Linked DNA regions of Mus musculus: region 1 is linked to region 2. A link is a loop called in an ENCODE intact Hi-C map of the cell type or tissue named here. Cell type or tissue: heart. All regions are shown on one strand. Each heading gives the region's core, and the rest is flanking DNA. Links, peaks and the distances in the headings are about the cores only.

Region 1 (6,131 bases), core at 1,237-3,736, 300 kb before region 2:
CAGAGTTGTTAAGAAATCTGGTCATAGCCAGAGATGTAGCTCACTGTGCTTAGCATAGACAAGGTTCTGGGTTTAATTTCCAAAACCACAAAAACAAAACAACAAAATAGACATCTGGTCCATCAGAACCCATGTGGGAAGCTAGTAGTTTAAGGAGCCCCAGTTTCTGTGCTCCAGATGTGATTCATTCCGTAGCATATCCCGAGACCTTGCAGGTTGGCTTTTGACCCACCTTGGTTAGCTGACCAAATCCCTGGGGCCATTTCTCTTCCTGATAGGGGTCCTTGGGATATGTCTTCACTGGTGACCGATCTCCATGTCGATACAGCTGAGCAAAGAAAATGGTGTGTCTATAGAATCAGAAGGGTCTTCTAGTTAAGGACAGGACCCACCTCTGCACATGCCAGGAAAGGAAATTTCACTCCATCTTTCTCTACTGAGCGATGAAAAAAGACCCCAGTTCGGGCGATGCAATGTAACCTGAGATAATAGGTAAAGCCCCAAAGCACAGGTAGAAGAGTAGTGAAAGCAACGCCTTCTGGGGGAGGAAGTGGGCAATGGGACTGGGAAAACAAAGATCAAAGTCGTCTTTATGGGTGACTTTCAACCTTTTAACTAAATTCCCATCCTAGGGAAGAATATCTCCTACTCGGTCGTCCTGCCCTAAAAAAAAAAAAAAAAAAAATAGCCTAGGGCTCCAAATCAATTCTTAATCCAGCCGCACAACCCACTATGGGCCAGCGGTTTCCTAAACCGGTTCTTTCTCCTCCTTGAGAAGTGAGACCCCGGCCCCAGAACACAAGCTCTGCCCCTCCCTCTACCAGCCGGCCTTTGCCCTTTCAGCTTTGGCGAACCCGTTGGTGACTCCGTCACCCATTACCAAGGTAACAAAGCGTAGACTCCGGGCCTGTATGGGTGGCATCACCGTTAGGCACATGCCAAGAAGGAACTGGAGAAGAGCCGCCTGGCTCCAACCAGTCTGTCTGCCGGCCATCACTGTTGTAGGCTGTGTAGCAAGAGGCCGGAACGCCTTGGGCGGTACCTGCTGCAGCCGCCCGGATGCATTCGTAAGGACACTTGCCGGAAGTGCAGCCTTCGCCATCTTTCTTTGGGTTGCGGGAGACCGGGAATGAGAAAGTCTGGTGGGAGAAGGCGGAATTTGGGAGGGAATGCAAATGGAGAAGGTTTGCGATTGGCGGTGATGAACGAGGGTGGGACTGTTGCGCGACCTTCCGGGCAGAAAAGGCTTAAACACCTCGCTTTTGTAGAGGCGCTAGGTCAGGCTTACCCCTTCTTCTACAAAGCTGGTGCTTGCCCTGGTTGGGGTCTGGGCCTGGAGAGCGAGTGCCTGCTTTGAGGAATGCTTCTGAAAATGATCCCAGAGCCTCGGCTGGTGCAAAACTGGGGCAAGGTGTGGGGAAGTACAGAGCCTAACTTTCTGCTCTTGGGTGTGTAGTTTAGTGTAAGCCTTGGCTTAGACACTGTTCCGATAAGCGGGCTTGTTTGAGATGTAGGGTACTGCATGTAACCAGCCCTTTGGACTCCCTGTGTCCTTGAGGTAGATCCAGTCTAGTCTGCCATTCATGTCCTGAACAAACCTTCGTACTCCCCAGTTTTTTTCAGCTCTTTTCTTGTGCTTACCGATTTCTAAATTAAATTAGACTCAAACGTCATGTTTGAGGAGGAGTTGGATTGCATAGGATGTTCCGATTTCCCAAACCCACTACATTGAATTCTTATGGGAGGAATCTCAGAAAACTACATCAGTTTTGATGCAGGCATATAACTGGAATTGCCACAGAATCAGAGTTCCTCCAGACATTAGCCTTTAGGATTTGGAGGCAGGCAGCCAGTTGGGTGTCTGGATGTTGTGATTCCAAACCTTAGAGTGACACACAGTTGCAGATGAGATCTTGGGCCCTTGATATGCTTTAATGCAAATCTGATCAGAATTGATACTGTCCCAGGACTCCAAATAAAATTATGTACCTTACTGCCTAAACTTTACTTTCGATGTCACCTTGAGAAAGACTTGGGGAGAATAAGAAGGCTTCAAAACTAAATAGTTTTAAACTTAAAAACAAACAAATCTATGTGGTGCATGCCTTTACTTCCAGCACTTGGAGAGGGGGGTAGATGTCTGAGTTGTATGTAGGCCAGCCTGGTCTATAGAGCAAGTTCCAGGACAGCCAGCGATACATGGAGAAATACTGTCTGGAAAAAACAATGATGAAACAAAATATTTTCTATGTATGGGTGTTTTGCTTGCATGTATATCTGTGAACCATGTATATACAGTGTCCTTGGAGGCAAAAAGGCAGCATAGGATCCCCTGTAGACTTTAAGCAGCTGTGTGGGTGCTGGGAATAGAACCTGAGCCCTCCTCTGAAGGAGTTGCCAATACTTCTAGCTGCTTAGCCTGCAGCCTCAGTTCTTTTTTTTTTTTTCTTTCTTTTAGATTTACTTATTATTATAAGTACACTGTAGCTGTCTTCAGACACACCAGAAGAGGGCGTCAGATCTCATTATGGGTGGTTGTGAGCCACCATGTGATTGCTGGGATTTGAACTCAAGACCTTCGGAAGAGCAGTCAGTGCTCTTACCCACTGAGCCATTTCACCAGCCCCTCAGCCTCAGTTCTTAATTTTCTTTTCTCTTTTCTCTCTTATTATTTTGATTTTTGAGACAGGGTTGCTCTGTGTAGCTCTGGCTGTCTTGGAACTCTGTGGACCAGGCTGGGTGTTGGGATTAAAGGCATGCACCACCTTGCCTGGCTATTTCTTAACTGTTTAAATCACAGGTTTCCTATAAATCACATGAAAAATTAGCCCTCTCTCCAAAAAAAATGTGTCTACACATGAACACAGAATATAGTTTTGCATATAATGTCAAGTGATTCACAAAGATCCTCCATCAACTTATAAGGTTAGGAAACCAACCCAGAGAAAAGTAGTTTGCCTAAGCGTATACAGTTTAGAGAGTGGATTGAAATTCATTTGCTTATTTTTGTTGTTGTTTGTCTTTTGAAACAGGGTCTTATATAGCCCAGGCTGGCCTCCCACTTCTGATCCTCTTATTACCACGTGCTGAGCTCTGGAATTACAAGTGCGTTCTGCCCAACTCAGCAGTTTTCTTCTCAACCTCCCTCTCTTCTTTCAGACAGGATTAGGGTTTTGCTGTGTAGCCAAGGCTAGCTTTGAACTTATTACTGCCTCACTTCTGAAATGTACAAAGTATATATTACCACACCTAGTTTGAAATTGAAATTTTCTGATTTTGGGTTAATATATAATCTGTTGTTTATTTTTTTTAAATATCTATTTATTTGTGCGTGGCATGTATAGAGGTCAGACAGCAACTCTCAGTGGTCCATGCTCTCCTTCCACAATGTGGGTCCCAAAGTTTAAACTCAGGTGGTCCAGCATGATAGATAGCACATGCCCTTACCTGCTGAGCCATCTCACCAGCCCCACATCCCAACCCTTTTTAAAATATAAAATGTGCTGGTGCATGCCTTCAATTCCAGTACTTAGGAGGCAGAGGCAGGTGGATCTCTGAGGTTGGGGCTAGCCTGGCATAGAGAGTTCTAGGACAGCCAGAGCAACAGAGAGAAACCCTGTCTCCAAATAAAATAAAAATAAATAAATAAATAAATAAATAAATAAATAAAGAATGCCTCACAAATGTCCATGTCATCTTCAGGCAGGGACTATGAAAATCTCTCTGTATTGCTCCATTTTTAGTTTATGCGCTGCCAAAGACAGCAGTGTAATGGAAAGTTTCTTGTAGCCTGTACATATGGCAGCCCCAAGGTATCTGGAGATTTTATCAAAGGAAATCATTCACATAAGTGCCATCGAATGGAACATGATTAACTGACAAGTGCATTTAGTGGAAGTTTTTTGTTTGTTTGTTTGTTTTCAGACAAGGTCTCACTTTGTGGGCTCTAAAGCTCTCCTGCCACTTTTCTTACATGCTGGTAGTATAGGCGTGCTCCTCCCACATATGCTTGTGGAGTTGTTTCACTTTTGTTCTGTTTTTCAAGACAGGATTTCTTTGTGTAACCCAGGCTGTCCTAGAACCAGCTCTGTAGACCAGGCTGGCCTTAAACTCACAGAGATCTGCCAGCCTCTGCTTCCCCAGTGCTGGGATTAAAGGCACTTGCTACTACTGCCTGGCAACTTTAAGACTTTTTTTTTTTTTTTAAAGATGTATTTATTTTTATTATATATAAGTACGCTGTAGCTGTCTTCAGACACTCCAGAAGAGGGAGTCAGATCTCATTACGGGTGGTTGTGAGCCACCATGTGGTTGCTGGGATTTGAACTTCGGACCTTCGGAAGAGCAGTCGGGTGCTCTTACCCACTGAGCCATCTCACCAGCCCAACTTTAAGACTTTTATTAAATATCCCAGCACGCCAGGTGTGGTGGCGCACACCTTTAATCCCAGCACTCGGGAGGCAGAGGCAGGCAGATTTCTGAGTTCGAGGCCAGCCTGGTCTACAGAGTGAGTTCCAGGACAGCCAGGGCTATACAGAGAAACCCTGTCTCGAAAAACAAACAACAACAACAACAACAACAACAAATATATATATATCCCAGCACATGGCAAGATTGAGGCAGAAAGATCAAGAGTTCAAGGACAGCCTCAGTTACATAGCAAGTTCAGGGCCAACCTAGGCTACAGGAGACCCTGTCTCAAAAAACAAACAAAATGTTAGTATAAACTTTTACTCTGCAAAATTATCCAGGCCACTGTGTTTTCGGAATGTAAATCTTTAGCTCACCAAGTAGAACAGAGCCCCTTTGGGCTTTGCCTCTCCTCCTACTTGCTCAAGTATGTCTGCACCCTGTGTCTGCCAGCCTCTGTGTAGGAAGGATTGGTGAAGCAGATGTTATTTCAATCTTTACAGTGAGGATTGAGTCCAGGATAATGAGGGCTCTGCACCAGAGCAAAGCTTCAAGTTTGCAACTCCTCAGCTTCGACATTATTTTCTACAGGTCATTTCGAGTTCTTTCCACCTTGGTTCATTAGAGTTGAAAGAAAAAAAAATCATTATGCCCATGTCTAGATAGATGCATTGTGTACCTATTCCAGATCAAATAAGCCAGTTTCCAAAGGTAAAGTCAGGCTGGAGAACAACTTCTTAGCCTATGTTGGCAGAAGCAAACCTAAATCCAAGTGAATTAACCATCCCCTTCCCCCCCCACCCCCACCTTCATGTTTTTGGAGGTAGTTTGTCTAATAGGAGAAAGTAGGTTGGTTTGTCTTCTTTAAGTTTGAATTTGAGCAGGAACTTATTTTTACTTATGCGTGTGCACATGAATCCAGGTGCTCATGGAGGCCAGCAGATCTCTGGAGTTGTACTTAGGGAAAGTTTTGAGCCACTCAGCATGAGTACAGGAACCTGGAGCTGGGTCCGCTGGAGGAGCAGCAAGGGCCCTGGACTGCCACGCATTCCTCATTTGGGAGCATGACTTTAGGAATCAGTTTTTATCTGTAATCAGTTTTGATATTTACACCTTGTAGGTAACCTAAGATTCAACATGATAAGACATGAAATGAGAAGACATATAGAATAAATTATGCAGAAGAGCTTGAGTAAATATTACTTTTTCTTCTTTGTGTTCTGCCTTCTATATCTTCTCTGAATATACAGGTCCGAGTTCAGGTCCGAGTAGGGGTTCCTAGATTCTTCTTTATCTTGTGATTAGGAGATTGGAGTGGATTCCCAGGGCTCTGAAAGATGATTCCTCACACGTTTTACTCATCTAGAGCACCAAAAGAAGAATTTAGAAACAATATCTACCCTAGCCCTTCTCTGCGAACCTTCCTTTATGGCTTGCTTAATAGGAAGGACTGCCTTTGGGGGAGTTATTTAGTGGTCCATTTGACTAGGGGCTTGTGAGTGCGATTTCTAAGCCCAGAGGTGGCCTCTGGAAGTTTGGGGTGGAAGAATCAGAGCTGTGGCTAGTAAGATTCTCCAAGGATGTTCTTGGGGATCTTGCTTCCTGTTAAGAGTCAAGAAAACACTAGAAAGACTTAGGTCCTGGGGCACCTTGGCTTGTACACTTTCCGGAAGGCTGATGGAGGTGTGCCATGCAGGTGGGGCTGCCAAAGTGGGACCTGG
Region 2 (6,131 bases), core at 1,407-3,906:
TGATCCAAGCTTCTATTGCCTCTGTTGGGTTCTGGGAACATGGAACCCCATCTGTGAGAGCCAAAGGAAGAACATAGTGGCAATATTACTGCGTTTTTAGTGATTTTAAAAAAATATTTTGTGTGTGTTGTGTTTTGTCTGCATATATCTGTATACCACATGTATGCTTGGTATCCATCATCAGATGCCCTGTAACTGGCGTTCCTGGTGGGAATTAAACCATGGTCCTTGGTAGTTTAATTGTAAGAGCAACAAGTGGTTTTAACCACTAAGCAATCTATCCAGTCTCATGAATGGCAATCTTAAAGGGGCTCTTAAGACTTGCACCACAGCTGGCTGTAGTAGAGCATGCCTTTAATCCTAGCATTTGGGAGGCGGAGGTGGAGGTAGGCTTATCTCTGAGTTTAAGGCCAGCCTGGTTTACATAGTGAGTTACATGCAGTCAGGGCTATATAAAGAGACACTGTCTCAAAAAAAGAAAAAAGGACTTGAACCATTTTATTAGACCACCATTATATGTATCTTTATGCACACATAAATATGACGTTAACTTGAAATTGCCCCAGCACTACCATTTTGCAGTGCTGGGACCAAACCCAGAAACTCATATACACCATAGAAACACTACATCACTGAGTCATACTACTAGCCCTGCCTTGCTTTTTAAAAGCAGAGTGGATTGCACAATATGCCATCGTAGTCACCTTTCAGGCTATAGAGTACACATCTAAAGTATAGTTCCACTTCACTGGTTACCTATGGCTATTACCCAAATGTTTCCTATTTTAGATTTTTTTTTTTGGTTTGGTTTGGGTTTTTTTTTTTTTTTTTTTTTTGAGACAGGGTTTTCTGTGTATCTCTGGCTGTCCTAGAACTCATTCTGTAGACCTGGCTGTCCTAGAACTCACAAGAGATCTGCTTGCTTCTGCCTCTGTCTCCCACATGCTGGGATTGAAGGCATGGGCCACCATCCCTAGCTATTTTAGATATACTGATTCATCTTCATCAATTCATTTAAGTCCTGCATACCATCAAGATACAGGGCAGATGAAAACATCAGGCACTTCTTATTTCCTTTTGTGGAAAAGTGATGCAGCTTTTTATTCTTTAGTTACTGTACTGTACTGTCTGACAGTAGCTATGCTGACTCTCAACACCGAACATCAACCTCAATCTAAAATCTACCAGAAAGGGAATTATAATATAAACTAACAACAGTTAGTCACATAAAGTTGGGGTTCTCCTGAGCCAGACCATCTGCTGAACATGACTCTTGCCCAGTTAGGTGTGGTAAGCCCTTTCGTGAGCTTACCTGAGATGATATCAGTGAGTAGATGGTGGGGCAAGTGGAGGAACTCCTCTGTGCTCTGCAGCTGGGCCAGGTGGGTCTTGGCACAGTGCTTGGCAGCAGTGTAGAGCTCGGGGTCACTGTGTCTATCTGCAAGCCACATCACCTGCAGGCAGTTGCCCACCTGTACCGTGCGTGCCAGAAACCGAGAACACTCCTCAAAGAGAGATGTCAGCTGATACATGTCTGACACCTCGTAAATTTCCTGCAGCTCATCAGCTCGAAGTTTCACAGTCCCATGGTATATATAGTCAACTAGGAGCTGGAAAACAGACTCGCTGACATCCTGCAGCACAATCACCCGGTTGTGAGCCTCCTTCAGGTTGGATGTGAACATGGATCGGAAGAAGCAGCTCTGAGCTGACAGGACCAGCCGGTGCAGCTGAAACTCTCGGCCTTCCACTGAAATGGTGACATCAGCAAAGAGCTCCTCCTCTAAACACAGTTTCATGATGCCCTGAGCCACTCGGCCTGAGTGAGACCGGTCTTTGAAAGTATAGTTCACAAAGTAGTTTTCATCCATGGATGCTCCAGGCTCCTCTGGTGACTCCATGGTAGCCAACTTCTCTCTTTGCCAACTATCTGCAAAGCAATATCACCCTAAGTATTTGGGTAATTCACAGACACAGTCCATGAATCCAACTGTCCAAGTCAAGACAGGGAGAAGGGAGACACTGGAGCAAAGTGGGTCCAGAATGGCCTTATTCCTGGTCTTGCCAATGTGGCCTATGCCATTCCTCCAGTTTTCCTGCAGTGGGGCCTCTCCTCCAATGAATTCAATTAAAAGTTCCAACTCTGTTGTTTTTCCTTGAGGTAAAATTGGATATTCCTGATCGTGATGTAACAAAAGACTTGGGACTTAGGTTAGCTCATGAAAAAGACGAAGGAGGAAGCCTATGATCTTAAAACCAAATAATTTGGATATACAACTAATGAGACTCTGGAGAAGCATAATTAGGCCAAACTAAGACATCCAGGTATTGTTGTTACATTCCCTCTTTGCCTGGACATAAGAGTGCAGACCCCCCAATACTGAGGCTTGGGCCTGGACTTCCACTTTTACTCTTTTCTAAGCTGCTGTTTCTTACTTACCTCTCGCTCCAGTGAGTTCTTAAAGAAGCCCTTGAGAGCCCAGCCGTCCCCGGCCGGGGGCACAAGGAAGTCCATAACCCTGTGCAATCTGACCGTGCCACCTGGAGTCGCCTAGGAAACGGTCTCCAAGGAAACCGTCCATCGTCTCCCCCCCCCACCCCGCCCCCCATTAAAAAAGCTTAGCTCAAGAGCCGGCGCGGTGTAGAACTTAGAACCCAGAACGCCCACCCTTTCCCTTTCTCTCACCGGTGCGGTTCGTTGCGTCTTCTTCTCTTCGGCCTCCGCTGTACCGAGATAGGGCTACGTACACCTCACGGTTTCCCCACCTGCGGGTCTTTCTTACCTGCGATACCTCCTTTCATGCCAGGGCTCAGATCCGGAACCTCTGCTTCCCGCCCCGCGTCCGCCCGGAAGAAGAGTCACTGCACATTTCCACTTCCGGTCCGTGCCCTTGGGGCTCCGTGGCCTGCGTGTGTTCTCCGGCTACTTAGTCGGCACACTAAGGAACATGGCGGCGGCTGCAGCCAGGGTCTGGTGTCGTGGGCTCTTGGGGGCCGCTTCCGTAGGCAGGGGTGAGCAAGGAACAGCAGCAGGTTGAGACCACGGGCAGCACGGAGACCTCCCCGAGTCTCACCCGCGCCTTTGTGCCTTTTCTCTCCCTGTGCAGGGGCTGGGCGACCCTCCGTGCTGTGGCAGCACGTAAGAAGGGAGAGCGCGGCGGCTGACAAGCGCCGTGAGTATGTGCGGATGGCGCTTTTTCCCCCAACGTTAGCTGGGGCCTTTCGTTGTTTCTGTCAGATGTTTGTCCTTGCCTTGGAATGTCCTTCCCTCCTGGCAAATCTCTGCTTGTCCTTGGAGATTGCTATGGTCTCCACTTTGCTGTTAGAATCGAGCACTTCCTGTGCCCTAGATATTTGTTCCCTTCTGATCTTGATCGCCTTTTGCTCGTTATCAGGATTTGATTTTTTTTTTTGTCCTCCGATGAAATTGTCTTTGAGCGCAGGTAACAAAAACTTTTGAGACTCAAAGTCCAAAATAATTGTAGCTCACATCAATTTAGTATTTACTAGGCACCTTGGACTTCATAAGAGCCTGATGAGACGCATAACGTTTTACTGTCCATATAGATGTAGATCATGAAGCGGTCCAGATAATTAAATTATTCAGTCACAGTTCCAGTGAACGACAAAGCAGGTCTGTTTCCAAGTGCAGAAAATACTTAATCCTTGATTCTGTGATGTGTGGGTGCTCAAGTACTTGAATGACCCTGTGGTGATTTTATGTTCAGTCAACAGAATCACACTGGGAAATAGAAAGCTTCTTTTCATTCCAGGACATCTATTACACAAAGTGACAGGGGATAGAGTATGGGCAATGAGGTAATCTTTCAGGGTCCTTCAGCCCTGAAGTTCTCTGATTAAGAACTTGGTATAAACAAGTACCAAGAAGGGAAAGAGAAACAGAAGTCTGGTTTCCATCCTTAAAGAGCTCTGAGTCTGAGAGAGGAGCTGCCACTGTTGCATTGTTACCATGAGTACAGGAAGTGAGGAACAGCTGTGGAACAGTGGAGAAAAGAAGCAAAGATTGCCCAACACAGTAACAAGAGTGTATGGACCGAGAAAGAGAAATGGTGTTGCACTCTGAGTTTTTTCTTTTTCTTTTTTTTTAAAGATATTTTTATTTTTTTATGTATGTGAATATACTGCAGCTGTCTTCAGACACAGCAGAGTAGAGAATCGGGTCCCATGTGGTTGCTAGGAATCGAACTCAGGACCTCTGGAAGAGCAGTTAGTGCTCTTAACCACTGAGCCATCTCTCCACTCCCTTCTCCCTGAGTTTTAAACACTTCCTAATTCCTGGAAGGTACTTTACACCTATGCCTCTTAAGATCCTTCAGGGAGGGCTTGGAGAGGTGGCCCAGTGTTTAAGAGCACTGGCTATTCATCCCAGATACAATTCCCAACATGGACATGTCAGTTCAGAACCATCTGTAACTCCAGTCTCAGGGAATCTAACATTCTTTTGGCTTCTGTGAGCATCAGGCATTCATGTGTGCATAGACATATATGCAGGCAAAACACCAAAATAAATAGTAAAAGTAAACTTTTTCTTTTTTAATGAAAATTCTTCAGAAAGACCTGAGAGGTTAGTTAGTTTGTTTGTGTGTGTGTGTGTTTGCTACCTTCTCCCTTCATGCTTTTTCCTTTCCAGCCACTGTCAGACCCCGGAGTGATGTGACCCACAAGCAGCTCTCAGCATTTGGAGAGTATGTGGCTGAAATCTTACCCAAGTATGTCCAACAAGTTCAGGTAATATTCGTTGTCCTTGGGTCTGGGCCAGGAATTCACCATGGCACCTTAAGTCAGTAGTTCTCAACCTGTGGGTCGTGACCCTTCTGGGGTTGCTTATGACCATCAGAAAACACATATGTTTAGGTTATGATTCATAACTGGCAAAATTATAATCATGAAGTAGCAATAAAAATAATGTGGCTGGGGGTCACCACCACCTGAGGAAGTGTGTATTACAGGGTCACCGCATTAGAAAGGCTACAAACCACTGACTTAAGCCAAGTGATCCCTGCAGTGTGCTACGCCCTTAGTAGCTATGTCTTCTCTCCACACCACCTTTCCGTGTCTGCAGGTGTCCTGCCTTGATGAGTTAGAAATCTGTATCCATCCCGATGGAGTCATCCCAACGCTGACTTTTCTCAGGGATCACACCAATGCACAATTCAAATCCTTGGCTGACTTGACGGCAGTGGATGTCCCAACTCGGCAGAACCGTTTTGAGGTCAGTTAACTGTGAGATTTGGTAGAGTACTTGCCCTCCACTCACAATGCTCTAGGTTGATCCCCAGCACTGCATAAAGCTAGGTGGACTGGTACACTTCTAATCCTTGGTACACCCGAGTCTAGCTCTGTGGAAGTGACGGCAGGGGGGCCACAAGTTCAAGGTCATCTACAGTCACACAGAGCATTCAAGGAAAACTGGCAATATGAGATGAGATGCTAGCTTATAAAAAGATTGGTGGCATTTTAGGACTAAAGGTGAGAAAGGGCATAGAAGACTTCCTGAGTGACAGCTACTATGGAAACCAGAGCCTTCGTAGTTGCAGCTTCGGTTCAGGTCACACAGAGCATAACAGGATTTTTGCCCAGTTTTGTTTGTTGGCTTCCTTCTTTCCTTTTTCCTTCTTTTTTTTTTTTTTTTTTTTTCTTGTTTTGAGACAGGATCTCACTGTGTTGGCCTGGAACTACTTAGCTTGCAGAATGAGTTAGAACTGTAGGTCCATGTTACAATGTTTTGCTCTGCTTGGTTTTTCTGAAAGTAAATTTGTGCTGGGTGTAGTGGCACATGCACACAGCACTTGGGAGACAGAGGCAGGCAGCTCCCTCTGAGTTTGAAGCCAGCTTATTGTACATAGCAAGTTCTAGGACAGCTAGACCTGGTCTCAAAAATCAAACAAACAAAAGAATAACATTATACATATGTGTGTGCACTGGGCCTTGGACCTGGAGCCCTACACTTGCTAGTCAAGTGCTCTACCACTGAGCTATAGCCACAGTTGGGGATTTGATATTTTGTGGTTCAAAAGGATATTTTGTGGCTGGCCTTGGATTTTTTTTTTTTTCTGTTAACTAGCACAATTAGAAGATCATATAATATTAAAATATAGAATTTATCTTGG

What was found. Peaks named below come from ENCODE experiments on the same cell type or tissue, not always from the same donor. Only the 100,000 strongest peaks of a DNase experiment are listed, where the experiment ranks them.
Region 1: a loop joins it to region 2, with 2.5 times the contacts of the local background. A loop is called at or near these places in 2 of 42 quality-filtered maps.

What each region holds. Positions count from the first base shown.
Region 1 is chr2:91,197,798-91,203,928 of GRCm38, reverse strand. It overlaps Gm23390 (a small nuclear RNA gene), which reads right to left and starts at 3,765; the gene lies at 3,662-3,765. It overlaps Acp2 (acid phosphatase 2, lysosomal), which reads right to left and starts at 1,017. Exons shown (of 11, transcript NM_007387.2): 1 at 881-1,017; 2 at 233-328. The coding sequence starts at 994. It also overlaps a transcript of Nr1h3 not described here. In heart, for the core only: a CTCF peak has its summit at 2,545 (motif pointing right); no DNase peak of the experiment used is centred there; H3K4me3 peaks cover 854 bases; H3K27ac peaks cover 692 bases.
Region 2 is chr2:90,901,465-90,907,595 of GRCm38, reverse strand. Ndufs3 (NADH:ubiquinone oxidoreductase core subunit S3) reads left to right here and starts at 2,875. Exons shown (of 7, transcript NM_026688.3): 1 at 2,875-3,012; 2 at 3,108-3,173; 3 at 4,652-4,749; 4 at 5,084-5,233. The coding sequence starts at 2,949. Kbtbd4 (kelch repeat and BTB (POZ) domain containing 4) reads right to left here and starts at 2,856. Exons shown (of 4, transcript NM_025991.4): 1 at 2,687-2,856; 2 at 1,313-1,930; 3 at 1-51. The coding sequence starts at 1,901. In heart, for the core only: no CTCF peak of the experiment used is centred there; a DNase peak (open chromatin) is centred at 2,855; H3K4me3 peaks cover 2,500 bases; H3K27ac peaks cover 2,241 bases.